Linked DNA regions of Mus musculus: region 2 is linked to region 1. A link is a loop called in an ENCODE intact Hi-C map of the cell type or tissue named here. Cell type or tissue: left cerebral cortex. All regions are shown on one strand. Region 1 overlaps Ica1 (islet cell autoantigen 1). Region 2 overlaps Ica1 (islet cell autoantigen 1).

Region 1 (2,500 bases):
TGGGGGTGGGGGTGGGGGTGGGCACACCAGCAACGCTCAGCCAGCATTGGCCTGACCCTGAGGCCTGGTACACCCTGAACCCTTGCGAATGAAGAATACTTTGGTCAGGGTGGAAACCCTCTTTGTTCTGAGGCCGTGACAGGGATTTACCTTGTATGCCGTAGTCAGAAGCATACAACTTAAATCCAAGTGAGACAGCAAGACCCACAACCTCCCCTCACTCTCCTAAGAATGTCCCGAGAGGGGGAAAATTATTAGAAAGAACTGATCTTGAGTCTGACACTACATCTTAAAGTTGGGGTGTGATCTGGAGATTTCAGCTAAAAAGTCACTGTAATAATAATAATAATAAAACAATGACAAATACACTAATAATAACATTAAAAGATACTGGTTATAAAGTAAAAATAGAGTATGCATACACAGGCAAAAATACTTCTGTATTAAAGGGGTGGGGGAATGAATGAACAATAAAAGTGTTTCTAGTCACTGTAGTACCTACCTTGCAGAGAGGCCTGGAGATCTTTCATATTTTGGTCTAAAAGCTGTGACGGAAGGAATCCGGAGCCTATCTGGGGCTTGGGGTCTGGCTCTCCTTGGGCCCCCATGGGTGCTGGCTCCTTTAGCTGGTCATCTCCAAACACTGCAGCCCACTCTCTGCTGAACTCTCCCTCATCCAGGCAGGAAGTGCTGAAGATCTCATTCAACAGCAAGAGGTCATCCTTGTCCCCACTTTCAGGTTCTGGGGTCCCTGCCGTGGGACCCAGGCACGCTGGTGGAGGGAACAGAGCACAGAGCACATGACTTCGAGGGCTCGGAGCTGGGAGCTGTCTCGAGGCTGATGGGGACCAACTGAATGATGGCTAGACTTAAGAAATGGTAAAGGCACATGCCTTTAATCCCAGCACTCGGGAGGCAGAGGCAGGCGGATTTCTGAGTTTGAGGCCAGCCTGGTCTACAAAGTGAGTTCCAGGACAGCCAGGGCTACACAGAGAAACCCTGTCTTGAAAAAACGAAAAAAACAAAAAACAAAAAACAAAAAAAAAAAAGAAAAGAAAAAGAAATGGTAACTAGAATAGAAATTTGTCCCATGACACCCTTTATTAACAGGTTTCAGAAATACATTTTCAACTCTATGTTCCCTTGTCCCCTTCCTTCCAAAGCAAATATAGCTTTTGAGCATTACTAGAATTGCACTGAAATATTTTCCACAAAGTCTAGGGTTTGGGTTTTTCCTTAACATAAAAGCAGATCTGACAAAAATGCTCCCAGGTCTGAAACAAAGCCAGGATTGGAAGCTGCTGGAGATCTTAGTTTCTCGTCTGTAAGCCGTCCCGAAGCTTCCCACACAAGCCCTCAATCCACACTGCCTGGGCTGGAGCAGCAAGCACTCCATGTGGCAGCCTGTCTCGCCACCCAAGCTGGGGAGAAACCTCACCACGCCCTGGCCCGAGGAGCATGTCAGGAGGCGCATCGATGCCCGCCCACCCGAGATGAATGTTTGTAGTAACATCTGCAAGAAGCAAAGGAAAGGTGGATCTGGCTTGCCTCTGAGTAGCAGCCAGAGAAGTGACAGGGAAGGAGCTGGTAAGCCAAGGTCTGATGCAGAGGGCCCCTTTGTGGGCCTCAGACATTAGTACTGGAAGGTGGTAATGAGCCCTAGTCCAGAGGGGCGTTCAGGCCCAACCTACCTTCAGCAGACTGTGGCCCTCTGATGCTCAAATAGGTCATCCTTGAGGCCGTGTAGTAAGAGGGAGGGCCAGCTGACTTTAAAATGAGCAACCGGACACTGAATACTACTTATAAGGAGAATCGGGACATGGCGCTCATAAATCCTATGCAAAGCTCTTTCATTGAGTTTTCCTGCCTATTTTAAGAACAAAGAGTGGAGGGAAGTATTCCATGTTGCTTTTGTTTGTGGAATTTAATTGCCACGTGCAAACTACAAACATTATTATAAGCCAGGAAACATGGAAAACATCATGGTTCCCATGTTTTTCTGAGCAACACTAAAATTCTGAAGAGCATGATGAACAAGGCTATCAGGATTTCCTCAAATATATTCATATATCTGATGATTAGTAGTTAAGGTTGTTGCTGCTTAAGTAAAACCTCTCTGGGTTCTTTTGCTGAGTCTATTTATACCAACATGTTACATAAAAATCTAGAGAATAAGGGTTTTTCATTTGTTTGTTTGTTTTTTAACTCAACAAACTGGCTATAAATCAGGGAGGGGGAAATCTAGTAGCTTCCATCACTGTAGTTTTAAAATAGTAGCAAAACATCACTTCAATCAGACAACTGTCTAATTTAAGCAATTTTTATTGTTTATGTTATCAAAGGCATTTTCAGTCAGACATAGCCTGTAGGCGTGCTAGGTGAAAAAAACTTGTTTCTGTGAACAGGCTTCCCTGCAGGCTGCAGGGCCCCAGACTGGGTGGGTAGGTAAGGAAGGCAGATGGTGTAGTGCAGGCTGCTTGCCTGCCTGCGGTCATCCAGG
Region 2 (2,500 bases), 75 kb after region 1:
TTTTTTTTTTTTTTTTGCATGTAAGTCATATTTACTTAACAAAAACAAGTTGTAAGAGAGAAACTTTGGGTCTTTTAAGCAGACTATAACTTTTTTGTTAAATCAGCCATTAGCTGTCTCATCATGTTTTCCTGGGAAAACTGTTTCTAAGTGTAATGGATGGAGCCATTCAGGGAATCCCTGGGTTCCTGCCTAAGCCTCTTGAGTCAAAATCCTTAGGTGAGACCCAGGATTCTCCATATCCAACCTGTTTCTCAGGGGACTGATAAACTCAGCATCAGTGGAAGAGTAAGGTGACTAGAGTCAGCTGATCCTCGAGTGGCAGTTTGTTGTGGGGCTCCTGTGACTTTAAACAGTGAAAACCTTTCAGAAGAAGTTTGGCCTTAGGTCTGCCATAGCCAGCGTGCACAGGATCTGGGGCTCAGTAGCATGCCTTGGTGACATCTATTTTTCTAACTATAAGTCTTTGACCTCCTTTCCAGACTTTTGGTATCAAGATTAAAGCCTACTCTTGAAGGAATGACTCTAAGAAATCCAAGCTCTCAAAGAAGTTTGACCTCAAAAGGACATTTGTGGGACAAGGTAAAAGAGAGGGCTAAATGCTCAACAGAGACATGTGTGGGTGTTCAGAGGATACCGAGACTGACAAATGCCTTCACAGGAAAATATCCAAAGATTCCTTAAGTGTGCTAGTAAAATCAGCTCATGGGGTCTGTGATACAGAGGCCAGAGAACACAATGCATGGGAAGGCAATGGCTACTACTCTAACATAAATAAAGGTGCCCTTCTACCTCAGGGACATTGTCTTTCACGGAGAACTACTACTATACACACAGACACACTATATGGATCATGAAGAAATTGAGGGAAAAAGAGTAGAAAGATTATTGGCTTTGGAGTTCAATACCTGGGCTGGAAGTCTAGTATGGCCCTGTGACTATGGACAAGTCAGACTCCTGTGGCCCTAGGGGTCTTGCCTTTGAACCAGACAAACCACATCCTCACTGAACTTCCATGCAGCCTTGATAAAGTAATGAATATGAAACAGCATGCTAAACTTGTGAGAGCATTTTACAAATATTTAACTAGAAATATTCTGTACTATGTACATATTTAAATGGTTGTTATATCTATCTATAAGACAGAATGCTGAAGAAAAACTCCAGGCTGGGAAAAAACTCAAATATGCTAATTATCTTACATAAACCTATCATATTATTCATTGTGGAGTTTAAATATCGGCTGTGCTTTTGTGCTATGAAAAAGATGCATCTTTAAATTTAAAAAAATGAACAATCTATGTTTAACATCATCTTCTGATGCTATTCTTATCTTCTAGTTTGAAGGATGTGAAAAGGTGTATCGAATTCTTCACTTTATTTTTTGAAACACTTGCCTCACATAAATTTCTTCATGCCTGCTTTACTTTCATGATTTACTAGCTGAAATTAAAGAACAGGGGCAAAGAGGGAGACACAAGGGAGAAGTCCTTAAGCAATCCAAGATGTTGAATCTAAAAGCTAATAATACACCAAGGGCAAAGACGAGGGCGCCTGGCCTGGGAAGCCCACTCTTGGTCTGGCTTCACGTCACAACTGTTAGCCAGCCCTTTAATTTTTGAAGAGAAGACTTGTTTTTAAAAAGGAAAGAAGAAAAGGAGCAAAGATAGTTCTTTCTACAGAGAATTAAAAGCAGACGGAGGCCAATAAAGTACCAACAAAACTTTAGCCGACATAGCTTCAGTATACTAACCATTGGCTTTTCCTGGCAGGATTTAGGGAGGAGGTTCAGGATGCAGCCATGAGCAGCATGGATGAAGAAGATGTGGGAATCTTTAAAATTAGAGATGCTCTCATGTCTTCCTCTGAAACAGTTTGCAGTGGCCAGGATAAAATCCTAGTGAATCCTAAGTTTTCTCCTCAGTCTTAGGAAACCCTGGTGGTAGAAGACATGTCCTATGCCTTCTCTTGGGCCTTATGCTGACACATACACATCGTCAGATGGAGGAAAGCCTGTGACATGCATGCAGAAAGATGCCTGGTTTAGAATCTATATATTATATATTTCAATTTCTTGTAAACTTGAGCATGAAGAGAAATTAATGAGAATCTTACATTTTAACCTAGAAGGGGGAGGGGAAGAACACTGTGAAGCCAAGTACAGCCAAGGCTGAATTTGTAGCAGTAGACAAATGTTAAGGACAAAATTGGGGTTCACAAGTGTACAAATACTCTGGGTTTAGAATATAAGATCTGGAAGACTCCATATGAAAAAGGAGAGAACTGTGGAAGCTAGAAAATAGAGCAGAGGCTGGCAAGATGGTCCAGTGGGCAAAACATGCAAGCTCAGAGTCCTGAGTTCAGATACCCAGAACCCACGTAAAAGCTGGGTGGTTGTGGTGCCCGCTGCTAATCCCAGGCATAGCAGTTGAGGGAGGGGGCAGAGATGGACTCCACAGAGCAAGCTGGCCAGCCAGACTAGCCAAACGGGTGAGCCTGG

What was found. Hi-C counts contacts between places; a loop is a spot of excess contacts. Peaks named below come from ENCODE experiments on the same cell type or tissue, not always from the same donor. Only the 100,000 strongest peaks of a DNase experiment are listed, where the experiment ranks them.
Region 2: it touches region 1 in a loop (4-fold over the local background); 6 of 42 quality-filtered maps call a loop at or near these places.

What each region holds. Positions count from the first base shown.
Region 1 is chr6:8,643,471-8,645,970 of GRCm38, forward strand. It overlaps Ica1 (islet cell autoantigen 1), which reads right to left. Exons shown (of 14, transcript NM_010492.3): 13 at 503-772. Among named protein-coding and RNA genes, the nearest start is that of Gm35621, 21 kb to the left of the region's middle. In left cerebral cortex, no CTCF peak of the experiment used is centred here; DNase peaks (open chromatin) are centred at 1,351 and 2,410; H3K27ac peaks cover 1,864 bases.
Region 2 is chr6:8,718,711-8,721,210 of GRCm38, forward strand. The region is part of intron 6 of Ica1 (islet cell autoantigen 1); the gene reads right to left. Among named protein-coding and RNA genes, the nearest start is that of Ica1, 59 kb to the right of the region's middle. In left cerebral cortex, no CTCF peak of the experiment used is centred here; DNase peaks (open chromatin) are centred at 1,173, 1,496 and 1,816; H3K27ac peaks cover 1,935 bases.